Linked DNA regions of Homo sapiens: region 2 is linked to region 1. Evidence: chromatin contacts called from ENCODE Hi-C or POLR2A ChIA-PET data. All regions are on one chromosome and are shown on one strand. Each heading gives the region's core, a stretch centred on a gene start or an enhancer-like site at or near the end of the contact. The rest is flanking DNA. Distances are from core to core; before and after follow the strand shown. Region 1 overlaps FBXO36 (F-box protein 36). Region 2 overlaps SP100 (SP100 nuclear antigen).

What was found. A loop is a pair of places that touch in the nucleus more often than their neighbours do. ChIA-PET counts read pairs that join two places held with the same protein, here RNA polymerase II (POLR2A). Pooled maps may share reads with other maps.
Region 2: a loop to region 1 is called in a pooled map, with 2.4 times the contacts of the local background. The contact joins two enhancer-like sites. A Hi-C loop is called at or near these places in 2 of 37 single-sample maps with no recorded cell type and 7 of 50 pooled maps. POLR2A ChIA-PET finds 5 or more read pairs at or near these places in 1 of 52 experiments (OCI-LY7).

Annotation. Positions count from the first base shown.
Region 1 is chr2:229,997,022-230,004,454 of GRCh38, forward strand. All of the region lies in intron 3 of FBXO36 (F-box protein 36), which reads left to right. Among named protein-coding and RNA genes, the nearest start is that of SLC16A14, 68 kb to the right of the region's middle. Within about 2 kb of position 3,435, at least 2 of the 41 ENCODE cell types and tissues checked have a DNase peak (open chromatin) inside an H3K27ac peak, as active enhancers do.
Region 2 is chr2:230,469,285-230,476,717 of GRCh38, forward strand. It overlaps SP100 (SP100 nuclear antigen), which reads left to right. Exons shown (of 29, transcript NM_001080391.2): 15 at 731-814; 16 at 4,040-4,156; 17 at 5,110-5,163. All of the region lies in intron 3 of LOC101928816 (a long non-coding RNA gene), which reads right to left. Among named protein-coding and RNA genes, the nearest start is that of SP100, 57 kb to the left of the region's middle. Within about 2 kb of position 3,552, at least 7 of the 41 ENCODE cell types and tissues checked have a DNase peak (open chromatin) inside an H3K27ac peak, as active enhancers do.

The DNA.
Region 1 (7,433 bases), core at 2,185-4,684:
TGGACACTGTCTTAGGTGCACAAGCAGCAGAGATGAAATGACATTCCTCCCCTCAAAGAACTTACAGTATTATAGTAGAGATTCATGTAAATGCAAATAATTATAATACAGCGTGATCAGTTCAACAAGGGATGTGTATGCAAGGTACAAAGAGAGTGCAAAGTGATTTTCTCTGCCTGGCTTCACAAAAGCAGGTTACTTTATCTAGCTTTTGAGGGTGAAGTTGGTGAAGACAGGTGATCTGGGTTAGGGGGCATTCCAAGTCAAGGAACAACCAAGCAGAAGCATAGTGGCGTAAGAGAATAGGGCACTTTGGGAGGCCGAGGTGGGTGGATCACCTGAGGTCAGGAGTTTGAGACCAGCCTGGCCAACATGGGGAAACCCCATCTCTACTAAAAATACAAAAATTAGCTGGGCGTGGTGGCAGGTGTTTGTAATCCCAGCTACTCAGGAGGCTGAGGCAGGAGAATCACTTGAACCCGGGAGGTGGAGGTTGCAGTGAGCCAAGATCTCGCCACTGAACTCCAGCCTGGGTGACAGAGCGAGACTCTGACTCAAAAAAAAAAAAAAAAGAGAGAGAGAATAGGGCAAGGAGGACAACCTGACATCCGCGTTTCCATTTCTTCTAGTAATAGCCTTTGCTGCATTTCCTGTCTCCCAATATGTGTGTTTCAGTGGGCTGTCCATTGCAGTGTCCTGTTTTCTTCCTTGCCCGAAGCTGACAAGATGCATTGTCTCACTGCTTGAAATCCTCAGCAGAATGACCCAAGAGCAGGAAGCACAGTTAGTGCTGATTTCAGCCATTGTCAAGGCTTCAGTGTGACCTTTGTCAGTTGTACTCCCTGGATCCTGGAAGATACCTTGGTCCCTAACCCTTCTGTTGTTCCTTCAACTCCAGAACCCCCAATGCTACCCCACAATCACACACATACTACTTTTCCATTAAATCTCTTTTTGGCTTAAGTAAATCAGAATGGGAATCTGTTGCTTGCAACTGAGGAACCCTGACTAGCTCGGTATTTAGCTGTAATGTGTTGGGGCAATGTCCATTTATAAAAGAACATACAACATTTTCCAAGATGATTCAAATCATAATCTTATTATCTAAAAAGCCAACATTTTTTCCCAATAATGCAATAAAATGTCTTTATTTTTAAAATTAATTTTAATTCAGGCACAGTGGCTCATGACTGTAATTCCAGCACTTTGGGAGGCTGAGGAGGGAGGATTGGTTGAGCCTAGGAATTTGAGATCAACTTGGGCAAAATAGGGAGATTCCATCTCCACAGTACATTTTTAAAAAATTAGCTGAGTGTTATGGCCGGGCGCGGTGGCTCATGCCTGTAATCCCAGCACTTTGGGAGGCTGAGGCGGTTGGATCACCTGAGGTTGGGAGTTTGAGACCAGCCTGACCAGCATGGAGAAAACCTGTCTCTACTAAAAATACAAAATTAGCCAAGCGTGGTAGCACATGCCTGTAATCCCAGCTACTAGGGGGGCTGAGGCAGGAGAATCGCTTGAACCCGGGAGGCGGAGGTTGTGGTGAGCCAAGATCGTGCCATTGCACTCCAGCCTGGGCAACAAGAGCGAAACTCAGTCTCAGAAAAAAAAAAAAAAAGAATTTCTGAGTGTCATGGCATGCCCCTGTAGTCCCAGTTACTCTGGAGGCTGAATAGGAGGATCACTTGAGCCCAGGACGTTGAGGTTACAGTGAGTTGTGTTCATACCACTGTACCCCAGCCTGGACAACAGAACAAAACCCTGTCTCAAAAAACATAATTTTTTTTTTTTTTTTTTTTGAGACCGAGTCTCTGTCTGTCGCCCAGGCTGAAGTGCAGTGGCGCGATCTCGGCTTACTACAAGCTCTGCCTCCCAGGTTCACGCCATTCTCCTGCCTCAGCCTCCCGAGTAGCTGGGACTACAGGTGCCCGCCACCACACCCGGCTAATTTTTTGTATTTTTAGTAGAGACGGGGTTTCACCGTGTTAGCCAGGATGGTCTCGATCTCCTGACGTTGTGATCTGCCCGCCTCAGCCTCCCAAAGTGCTGGGATTACAAGCGTGAGCCACCGCGCCTGGCCAAAAATAATTTTAAGTAATGTAATTTTTTTTTTTTTTTTTTTTGAGACAGAGTCTTTCTCTGTCGCCCAGGCCAGAGTGCAATGGCATGATCTCCGCTGACTGCAACCTCCGCCTATTGGGTTCAAGTGATTCTTGTGCCTCAGCTTCCCGAGTAACTGGGATTACAGGCACCCACCATCATGCCCAGCTAATTTTTATATTTTTAGTACAGACGGGGTTTCCCCGTGTTGGCCAGGCTGATCTCAAACTCCTGACCTCAGGTGATCCACCCACCTCGGCCTCCCAAAGTGCTGGGATTACAGGTGTGAGCCACCGCGCCCGGCCTTAAGTAATATAATCTGTATTATAGTACTTAATATATTCCTTTTGAGAGTGTGTGTGTGTGTATATATATATGTATATATATATATATATGTATGTGTATATATACACACACACACATATTTAATTTTTAAAAGAGAGGTGGGATTTCATTGTGTTGCCCAGGTTGCTCTTGAACTCCTGGGCTCAAATGATCCTCCCACCTCAGCCTCCCAAAGTGCTGAGATTACAGGTGTGAGCCACCTTCCTGTCCAAATATATATATGTATATATATGTATTTTTTAACTTATATTTTGGGTTCAGGCATACATGTGAAGGTTTGTTACACAGGTAAACTCATGTCACAGGGTTTTTTTGTACAGATTATTTAATCACCCAGGTTAATTATTAAACCCAATACCCAATAGTTATGTTTTCTGCTCCTCCTCTTCCTCCCACCCTCCACCCTCAAGTAGACACCAGTATCTATTGTTTCCTTCTTTGTATTCATAAGTTCTCATCATTTAGCTCCCCAAAATATATTTTTTACTTGATTTTCCTACCTAAAAATGGAAAGCTGAAAACAAGTACTATTGTATATATTTTTGCCATTAAATAAGTATCCTAAAGTTGAAATTTTGTGCTTGGTGCTGATAAGAAGCTGATTATTAGGGCCTGGCACGGTGGCTCACACCTGTAATCCCAGCACTTTGGGAGGCCGAGGTGGGTGGATCACCTGAGGTCAGGAGTTTGAGACCAGCCTGGCCAACATAGGGAAACCACATCTCAACTAAAAATACAAAAATTAGCTGGGCCTGGTGGCACAGGCCTGTAATCCCAGGTAGTTGGGAGGCTGAGGCAGGATTGCTGCTTGAACTCAGGATGTGGAGGTTGCAGTGAGCCAAGATCACACCACTGCACTGCAGCCTGGACAACAGAGTGAGACTGTCTCAAAAAAAAAAAAAAAAAAAAAAAGAAGCAGCAGCAGCTGATTATTCATACTTTAAATGAAAAGAGAATTCTACGTAAATAAAATATGCAAGTGGGGATCTAGCAAAAGTTTCTGCGCTGTTGCAGGGCCTGGATTTGATTTTCTATCAAATCCTTCCATTTACTTTCAGTAAATTTCTGCTCCTGCAAGTAAATGGAAGGATTTGATAGGAAACAGCAGCAAGTGAGTGGCTTCTGGTAGTTATTTCTCACGCTGAGCGGCTGCCTTCTCTCCAAGTTTTACTCACTTCCACTATTACTTTCACTCTTAGTGTCCTGCTATTATTTCAGTGCAGTCTTGAAAACATTCTCCATAATTTAGCCAGTGCTCTGAAGTAGGTCTTCTCTAGGTTGCTGATTTCAGCCCTGAGCATCTTTACAGAGCAGAATTATTAGAAGATGGAACATGACTCAGGGCTGCTGCTTTTATTCTCCCCGCATAACATTAACCACTTTTCTTTTTTTTTTTTTTTTTTTTTTGAGTCAGAGTCTCGCTCGGTCACCCAGGCTGGAGTTCAGTGGTGAGATCTCAGCTCATGCAACCTCCACCTCCTGGGTTCAAGGGATTCTCCTGCCTCAGCCTCCTGAGTAGCTGGGTGGGACTACAGGTGCTTGCCACCATGCCTGGCTAATTTTTGCATTTTCAGTAGAGACTGGGTTTCACCATGTTGGCCAGGTTGGTCTTGAACTCCTGGCCTCAAGTGATCCACCTACCTCAGCCTCCCAAAGTGTTGAGATTACAGGCGTGAGCCACTGCACCCAGCCAACCACTTTTTTTCTTATTTGCACACAGGGAAAGAAGGAAAACCACTTATTTCTGTTGTCAATCTAAGTTTTATCTCTGTTCCATTTACCTGTTACACACTTCATTTATAAGTTATTTTCTTTTTCTTTTTTCTTTTTTTTTCTTTTGAGACAGAGTCTCGCTCTGTTGCCCAGGCTGGAGTGCAATGGCACCATCTCGGCTCACTGCAACCTCTGCCTCCTGGGTTCAAGCAATTCTGCTGCCTCAGCCTCCCGAGTAGCTGGGATTACAGGCACCCACCACTGTGCCTGGCTAATTTTTGTATTTTTAGTAGACACGGGGTTTCGCCATGTTGTCCAGGCTGGTTTTGGACTCCTGACCTCAGGTGATCCACCTGCCTCGGCCTCCCAAAGTGCTGGGATTGCAGGCATGAGCCACCATGCCCAACCTTATAAGTTATTTTCATTTAACTACTTTATTAATGAAAAAAAGGCTTCCTTTTCAAATTCCGGGGGACAAGTTTATTACCAAATTATTTGTGTCCAGTCCAGCTCCTTCCTCTTTACCTCAGGGAGGGAGTTGCTCCTCTCCTGCTCAAGATCAGTGCTACCTGACACGTGGTTCCAGGGCCTACTCCTGGGAATTTCACTTATTTCCTTTCTCTTCTGTTTGTTATTGTTACTATTATTGTTTTTTTAAGAGACAAAGTCACTCCATCACCCAGGCTGGAGTGCAGTGGCATGATCTCTGCTAACTGCAATCTCCGCCTCCCAGGTTCAAGCGATTCTCATGCGTCAGCCTCCTGAGTAGCTGGAATTACAAGTGCAAGCCACCACACCTGGCTAATTTTATTTTATTTTATTTTATTTCTGTATTTTTGGTAGAGACGGGGTTTTACCACGTTGGCCAGGCTGGTCTCGAACTCCTGACCTCAAGTGATCAGCCTGCCTCAGCTTCCCAAAGTGCTGGGATTACAGGCATGAGCCATTGCTCGGCCTATTGTTATTTTTTTTTTAACTTTTAATTACCCAGCTTCCCCCATGTTGACATCTTACATAACCATGGTACATTTATAAAAACTAGGCAATTAATATTGGTACAACACTATTAACTAAAATACAGATGTTATTAGAATTTCATTAGTTTTTTCAATAATGTCCTTTTGCTGTTTTATGTCCAATCTAGCTTACTACACTGCATTTAGTAATTAAATCTTTCTCTGTTTTTTCCCCCCCGTACGTTAATTTTTTTTTTTTCCTTTTTGAGACAGGGTCTTGCTTTGTTACACAGTCTGGAGTGCAATGGCATGATTACAGCTCACTGCAACCTCCACCCCCTGGGCTCAAGTGATCCTTCCACCTCAGCCTCCTGGGTAGCTGGGACTACAGGCCTGCGCCACCATACCCAGCTAATTTTTGTATTTTTTGTAGAGACAGGGTTTTGCCATCTTGCGCTGGTTGGTCTTGAATTTTGGGGCTGAAGCAATCCTCCTGCTTCAGCCTCCCAAAGTGTTAGGATTACAGGCATGCGCCACCATGCCCGGCATTAATTTTTTTCTCAAATCAGTTTCATCCTTCAAAAAACAAAAACTATCCTTATCCAATCTCTCTTCTTCAAAAATGGTTTACATAGCAGTTAATGCTCAGCAAACCAGCAGCATTAGTGACTTTATAACCCATGATGAAATGAGAATAATAAGGATGATATAAAGTTTTTGATAAAGCTAAACTTGTTTTATTTAAATGACCGTCTTTCAGTGGATGTTAGATCTTTCCTATTTTGGGGAGGGTTGAAATATTCCTTCTTGGCTGGGCACAGTGGCTCACACCTTTGGGAGGCCGAGGCGGATGGATCACGAGGTCAGGAGATCAAAACCATCCTGGCCAACATGATGAAACCCCCGTCTCTACCAAAAATACAAAAAATTAGCCAGGTGTGGTGGCATGCGCCTATAGTCCCAGCTACTCAGGTTGAGGCAAGAGAATCGCTTGAACCCAGGAGGCGGAGATTGCAGTGACCCAAGATCGGGCCACCGCACTTTACCCCAGGCTACAGAGCAAGACTCCGTCTTAAAAAAAAAAAAAAAAAAAAAAAGTTCTTTTTTTTATGAAGTGGTGGCAATAATACATGATCACTTTAAAAATTGTTCTTATTTGACAAAATGTGAAAGTCAGCAGCAACCTTATTTTTGTTCTTTATTATCATTTTATTTTGTTCTGCCTTTTAAAAAATTCACTGGTCTTAGGATAACCCAAAATTCTGAGAGGTGTTAGTCTAATGTCAGCCTACAGCTCCTCTTTCATTTTCCCCTCGGTCCATGCCTGCAAAATATCTCTGGCACATTCACAACAACCTTGTGTTTGTTGTATCAAAAGGGCCTGTTTCAGGTGTTCTTCTTCTTTTTTTTTTTTTGACACGGAGTCTTGCTGTGTTGCCCAGGCTGGAGTACAGTGGTGTGATCTCAACTCACTGCAACCTCCACCTCCCAGGTTCAACTGATTCTCCTGCCTCAGCCTCCCAAGTAGCTGGGACTACAAGCATGTGCCACCACACCCGGCTAATTTTTAGTATTTTTAGTAGAGACAGGGTTTCGCCATGTTGGCCAGGCTAGTCTTGAACTCTTGAACTCAGGTAATCGCCTGCCTTGGCTTCCCAAAGTGCTGAGATTACAGGCATGAGCCACCCATGCCCAACCAAGTCTTCTGCTTCTTGACTCATCTCTGCTTCCAGGACTCTGGTGGGTTTTCTCCTGGGAACCCCTTCATTGCTTCAGTGATTGCTTGTCCATGTGAGCTCAGGGTGGCCATTTTACATTGTACTCTGGTCATGCCATTGTCCTGCTCACTGGCCTTTAATGGCTTCCTGTCATTTTCAGAATGAGGTCCACAGTCGTAGCCAGCACAGCCACGGGGCCCTTGCCCTGCCTCCTGCCACCCTCTGCCCCAGCCAGGTCAGCTCCTTGCAGCTCTCTGTGTGCTGTGCTCTACTGTGCCTTTTGCCTTTGCTTAACACTGCTCTCTTTTCCAGGAATATTCTCCTCCTGACTCAACCACCACCTGGATCTCCCAAATGCCCCTTGATTGGCTTTTGTGCTTGCTTGCCCCACCCCCTTGACTTGTCTCTCTGCCAAGCTCAAGGGCAAGGATTGTGTCACCTAACTTCATATACCCACCTTAACAGAGTGTCTAGCCCAGAGTTACCTCCCAGAAAACGGTGGTTGAATGCTTCCATATCAATTTTGTTTATATTTTTGAAAAAGAAAGTTGACATCCATTGCAATGGTCAGATTGGAAATGTTTAAAAATTATGTATCCTT
Region 2 (7,433 bases), core at 2,302-4,801, 470 kb after region 1:
ACAAGTGCAACATAAGTTTATTTTTCACTCACATAAATAGGATAAAGTAGTTCCTGAGTAGAGGGGGTGCCCACACAGTCATTCAGGGCCCAGCTGATGGGGGCTCTGACATCTTTAAGATGTTGCTTCCATGGTTCCCTTGGATAAGAAACTGAGATGGAAGCAGAAGTATGTGCAAACTAATAATGAAAGCCTAAGAAGCGTAAGAAACAACGTTGTCCTAGGATTGTATTCAGAAAAGATTGAACATTATGTATGTTCCTTTTATTTGATTATGCATGAATGAGATAGGAGAAAACGATGGAAGGATCCACACTGATCTGTTGACTTCACTAGCTGGGAGACCAGAGACAGAATAGGGTAGGAAAAGAGAGCTTTGGGGTTATATACATTTGCATTCATTGGTCTTCTTATGACAAGCATATATTGCTTTCTTAATTTGAAACCACCCAATGAAATGGATGATTTATAATAAATACATATTTTTCCCAAAGTTAAAAAAAAAAAAGAAGAAGAAACAATGTCATCCCCAGCCCCAGCCTCAGAGAGGGCTCCTGGAGCAATCTTGACCAACAGGTCAGATGATCAAAGCCAAAGGGTGGCCTAGTGGTGGGACTATTTCTCCCCCTCCTCCACAAGCTTCTCTTGTTCAGTTTTGCTTTTAAAGAATTCCCTGCTGATTCCTAAGACTCAGACTAAGACTGTTAAGGAATTTTATTTTTTTCTGCAGGTTTCAGCAGTAGTGACTTTTCAGACCTGAGTAATGGAGAAGAGCTTCAGGAAACCTGCAGCTCATCCCTAAGAAGAGGGTCAGGTAAAGAAGATTAGGATGCCAAGACTTGGCCTGCAGAATGTCAGGAATGTGAATTAAAAGCTGCTGTTTCCAGACGCTTTTTATTCTGAGCACCTTCACTACCTTGTATCCAGTTCATCTGGGAACTCCTTTTTGCATTTTAGAAAATGGAAAGAGGCAGGAAATTATGATAAACTCATGTTTAACAGAAAGAGTTTCACTGACTAAATGTATGTAATTATATTTTGTTGTTGTAGAAGAAATAAATAGCAAATTTGTGGTATTCTTTTTTTTAAACCTGCTCTCATTCCTATTAACACTAAGATCTTAGATTTTTATAGTGATAAATGGGTTGACATCATTGTCATTTGTAATTGTAAAGCCTCAAAAGACAACTGTTCCTACTATGTAATTATAGACAGAAATAAAAACTTCAGATCAAACACTCTCAAACGTTAGTATAGTTTTTGGTAGATGTCCTTCATCATGTAATTGGATTATATTGTGTTATTTCAATGTCTTTTGGCAAATAATATCTTATTTTGTCATCACAAAATTTTTAAGACATAGGCAGGCTAACTATACCCATTTTGGGGTGAGGAAATAGATGTACAGAAGTATTAGGGCCAAAAAACTAAAGAAACAATAGAAACTAGCAACCCAGGTGTCTCACGGTGGGTGACTGTTGTATGTAACAGACAGGAGGATAAGAGCTGTGTCATTTAAGTCAAAGTCCAAAGAAGATGCGCAAGGAACTCAGAATATTCACAGGAGACTATACCAGTGCCTGATGCAAGAAAGCTTATTTAACAACCACTGTGTGTGTGTGTGTGTGTACACATGCATATATTTGTTACATATAACATGTATACATACATAAACACACACATATGTGTGTGTATATATGTATATTGGTTAATACATATAATCTTTAGGGGGAGGGAAAAATAAAAATCGCAAACAGACAGAGATAATAGGAATGGAACCAGCTATATAATATACAAAATACCTAGAAAGACAGAAGCAAAATAGATAAACATAGAAATAAAGGAGAACAGAACATCATTGATGGAAACAGAAAAAGCAACACAGGAGACAAGATAAATCAAAGGGAGATGAGCTCACCGAATCAAAGAGACAGAGACAAAAATGTATAGCAGCAGGGCAATGGGCAGAAAAATGAGAAGTGAGAAGGAGAACGAAGTGTGGCCAGATAGAGTAGGGCTATGAGGTGTACTCATTGATATAGGTGTATTTTTTTGTCAGTCCGTTTAAGCTCTGAAAATAGTTCAGCATGACCACATTGAGACAGGTTCCCTGGTTTCCTCGTCACTGTCTATAGTCTATTATTTCCTTGTTTGTCTTCATTGTCCTGTGAATTTAGAGCTCCTCCAATGAATACACAAAGAGAGTCAGAAGAGATGCAGCCCATTAGCTTGTGATGGAGAAGCCGATTATGATGTTCAGTTCATTATTAATTATCTTTTTTTTCCTACTTGCATGGAGGAAAAGTTCTTTTTTCTTTTCCTTACCTCTCCCCCAAAACATATGCACACACACATACACACCACACACACAAAGACTTGTGCACAGACTCGGGCTGCTTGCGACAGGTTTGAGGGAGCGAAAAGAAAAAGAAGAGCTGGGCTCCTGAATGGAGGGAGGAGACACTGAGTGGATAAAGTAAGGAGAAAGAATGGAGAAAGGTAGGCTAGAGTCACCAAATGAAAAGATATAAGAGTCAGCTTCAAGTTTTTCTAAGTGGACAAGGAATTCAAATATTCCAGGTAGGGGAATTTTGTGGGGGAGGGAGGGATAATTTTCAACACACTTCTCAGAAATTGTACCAGAAACGTGAAAATAAAGTTGCTGATTGATTGACAGCCTTGCAAGGTAGAAAGCTCATAAAGAACAGACAAAGGTAATAGAGATGGCTATGTGGTCAGTGTCCTAACAGCAGGCATTTGGTGATGAAAGTAATAACCTGTGAGATAAAGATGAATATAGATGAAGAAAATGTGGATAAAGACAAAGATTGAAATTGCAAAAAGAGTCAAGATCAAGATAAGGGCCAGGCGCAGTGACTCATGCCTGTAATCCCAGCACTTTGGGAGGCCGAGGTGGGCGGATCACGAGGTCAGGAGATCAAGACCATCCTGGCTAAAACGGTGAAACCCCATCTCTACTAAAAACAAAAAAAATTAGCCAGGCATGGTGGCAGGCAGCTGTAGCTCCAGCTACTCAGGAGGCTGAGGCAGGAGAATGGCGTGAACCTTGGAGGCAGGTCTTGCAGTGAACCAAGATCGCACCACTGCACTCCAGCCTGGGCGATCGAGCAAGACTCCGTCTCAAAAAAAAAAAAAAAAAAAAAAAAAGTCAAGACAAGATTCAGAGAAACAAGCTAGAAGAGAGAATAGAAGGAGGAAGTGATAGTAGAAAGAAGTTCACCTCAATAATAAAACTAGATCTAAAGATATAAACAGAAAAACAGGTGGAATGAGATACATTCAAAGGGTGATGAGTGGTGTAAAAAATTAGGTACAACAAGAAGTATGTAGAGAAAGAATTAAAAGATGAGAGAAAAATGGAGGCAAGAAGGGGGAAGTGTAAATGGGAGAGAAGAGAATGATGGAGAAATTGTAGGATCTGAAATGACCATGAGATAAAAGCAACTTTAGCACAAGGCATGATTCACAATAGCAGTAAGTTTTCAGAATAAGGTGTCCCCTGGCCCCTCTGACTCACCCAGATTAAAAAAGGCCTCACCCAGGCATTTCATCCACTCCTGTGATTTCAGTCACCACCCACAACCTCATGATTCCTACATGTGTATCTCCAGCCAGCCCTGTCTTCTAAACTCATTCATCCAAGTGTCAGAAGGCTCCTGTTGGAGATTCTGAAGGCCTTAGACTTCACCACTTGGATGTTACTCAAGACCTTCAAACTTAACACCTCCAAAACTGAGCACATCATCTTTTTCCCTAAAACCAGCCTTTGCTCCTCCAGTGTTCTTCATCACTGAAACAAACTATTAATTGACCCTTTATTTCAAGATGAAATTCTCAGGGTTATTTATGAACAGAAGGGAAAAATACAGTGAGGAACCACAAAAGAAAAAGAGATTTCAGATGTAGAGCCCATCCCTTAATTTAGCTGTGGGGAGTGGGCAGTCACTAATGTTGGGGGGAAGGAGAATCTTTGAAGGGGAGTGGGCACAAATAAAAATGTTTACAAATCACAATTTAGGATCACAGCCACAAGAACCTGAAAATAAGAAGTGCTCCTGTGTCATGTGTTTTCCAAAAGGTGTGCCAAGAAGCCAAGAAGCAAGGACTGAAAGTAGTCAAGCATCTGACATGATGGGTAAGGCTACCCTAGGGTCTTGGGATGGAAGTGGCTCAGTGGATATCACAGACACTGGGTAGGGATGTGGGAAGTGATCAGAGTTGAAGCAAAGCATGAAACAGCCTCTGGATCACCAACAGGAAGTGGGCCCACAGGCCCCAAGCTTCAGAATTTCAAAAGTCTGAAATCATAGTCCCGGTTTCCTGCTGCACTTGACTGTGAGCAGACTGTGACAAAGAACAGGTTTGGTGCCGCCAGAATCCTGTTCTCTACATTTGCTTAACCCGACCCTTTTGGGAACTGCAGGGAGGCAAGAGATCATTATAAAGCCATATTTAACAGAATGGGCTCTCTTGGTTAGGTGGTAAAAAAATACACTGGTAAACATAGTAGTATCTCACTATATTAGCATATCAATAGTAAAGTGTTGAATTTATAAAGCGAGTTCCATCCTTGTTCTTGAAAAAAAAAAAAAGAAAACATGTTCTTCCACTCACAGGTAATAGTGTCATTTTGTCACAACTTTGGAAAGGCCTAAAAAGACAAATAGTCCTGCTACCTGTCAGGAAAGAAAAATCAGATACCTACTCTTATGCTAAAAATACATTGTTTTGAAAGATATCCTCTGGACTGTTATTGATTTATATAGTGATTTCCTATTAACTCTTGCAAGTAAGATATTTAATATTCATAAAAATTTTAAAGCTGAACAGGATAACCGTTGCTGTCCCTGTTTCATAAATGAGGAAATTGGTGCATAAAAGTAATGAAGAGCTGTTTCAAAGTCTCAGAGAACTAGACGAAGACCTTAGACATCAATTCAGTGTCTGTTTCCTTTGGAAGGAAGACAGATAAATTATACTCAGAATATTGTTATAAACGCAAGCCTTCCATGCAGTGTGAATTGTCATAAGATTTATAAATTTTACTTATAAATTACAGTTCTCTGACCACTACCTGTCACTTTCTAGATACCATGGATGTTGAAAACAATTCTACTTTGGAAAAACACAGTGGGAAAAGAAGTAAGAACAAATAAGAATTTACTTAATTTTTATGTTACAAATGAACTATTTTTTAATGCTAAGGTTTATTATCATCATTTTCTTTTTTCAACTTTTATTATAGATTAAAGGGTGCATTTGCAGGTTTGTTACATGGGTAAATTGTGTGATGCTGAGGCTTGGTGTCCCAAAAATCCCATCACCCAGGCAGTAAGCATAGTACCCAACAGATGGTTCTTCAGCCCATGCCACCCTCTCCCCCTGCCCCATCTAGTGGTCCCCAGTGTCTCTTGTTCTCATCTTCACATTTATGTGTATTCGATGTTTAGCTTCCACTTGTAAGTAAGAACATGCAGTATTTGGTTTTCTGTTCTTGCATTAAGTTGCTTAGGATAATGGCCTCCGCTCCATCCATGTTGCTGCGAAGGGTGTGATTTCATTCTTTTTATGGCTGCATAGTATTTCATGGTGTATATGTGTGCCACATTTTCTTTATCCAATTCACTGTTGATGGGCAACTAGATTGGTTCCGTGTCTTTGCTTTTGTGAATAGCACTATAAGGAACATATGAGTGCGTGTATCTTTTTGATAGAACAAGTTATTTTCCTTTGGGTATATACCTAAAGGTAGTGGGATTGCTGGGTAGAATGGCATTTCTGTCTTTAAGTCTTTGAGGAATTGCCACACTGTCTTCCACAATGGTTGAACTAATTTTACCCTCCCACCAACAGTGTATGAGCATTCCTTTTCCTCCACAACCTCACCAGCATCTGTTATTTTCTTGACTTTTTAATAATAGCCACTCTGAGTAGTGTGAGATGGTATCTCACTGTGATTCTGATTTGCATTTATCTGATGATTAGTAATGTTGGGCATTTTTTTCATGTTTGTTGACCACTTGTATGTCTTCTTTTGAGAAGTGTCTGTTCATGTCCTTTGCCCATTTTTTAATTGGATTTTGTTTTTTGCTTGTTGATTTGTTTAAGTTCCTTGTAGATTCTGGATATCAGACCTTCGTTATATGCACAGTTTGCAAAAATTTTCTCCCATTCTGAAGGCTGTCTGTTTACTCTTTTGGTAATTTCTTTTGTTGTACAGAAGCTATTTAGTTTAACTGGGTCCCACTTGTCAGTTTTTGTTTGAGTTGCAATTGCTTTTGGAGACTTAGCCATAAATTCTTTGCCAAAGCCTATGTCAGGAAGGGTATTTCCTAGGTTTATTCTAGGATTTTTATAGTTTTAGGTCTTACATTTAAATCTTTAATCCATCTTGAGTTAATTTTTGTATAGGATGAGAAGTATGGGTCCAGTTTCGTTTTTCTTCGTATGTCTAGCCAGTTATTCCAGCATCATTTATTGAATAGACAGTCCATTTCCCATTGCTTATTTTTGTTGATTTTGTTGAAGATCAGATGGTTGTAAGTGAGCAGGTTTGTTTCTGAGTTCTCTGTTCTGTTCCACTGGTCTATGTGTCTGTTTTTGTACCAGTACCATGCCATTTTGATTACTGTAGCCTTATAGTATAGTTAGAAGTTGGGCAACGCGATGCCTCTAGCTTTGTTCTTTTTGTTTACAATTGCTTTGGCTATTCAGGCTCTTTTATGGTTCCAACTGAGTTTTAGAATAGATTTTTCTAATTCTGTGAAAAATGACGCTTTTATTTTAATAAGGATGGTGTTGAATCTATAAATTGATTTAAACAGTATAGTCATTCAAACTGTATTGATTCTTCCAATCCATGAGCATGGAATAATTTTCTATTTATTTGTGCTATCTCTGATTTCTTTCAGCAGTGTTTTGTACTTCTTCTTGTAGATATCTTTCACCTCCTTGGCTGGATGAATTCCTAGGGATCTCATTTTCTTTATGGCTATTGTAAATGGGACTGTGTTCTTCATTTGATTCTCAGCTAGAACGTTTTTAGTGTATAAAGATGCTACTGATTTTTATGCATCGATTTTGTATTCTGAAACTTTACTAAATTTGTCAGTTCCAGGAGCATTTTTTTCTACTCCTTTCATAAGATAAAACCTGAATGCCTTTTAAAGTAGCCATTTATTTTTTTCAAAATGCTCATGTTGCTTTATTCTGTCTTCATCTTGCTTTTCATTCTGATTTGAAAATAGATGTTCTTGTGAACATTGGTGTCTATCTTTCCAGAATTTTACTATGCATGTATTAACACGTTTTGGAATATAGTTTTATTTAAATGAGTAACTCTGTACACACTTGTCCTTTCTTGCTTTTTAAACTAATATACCTGGACAATAAAAACGTTTTAAATTGAAATA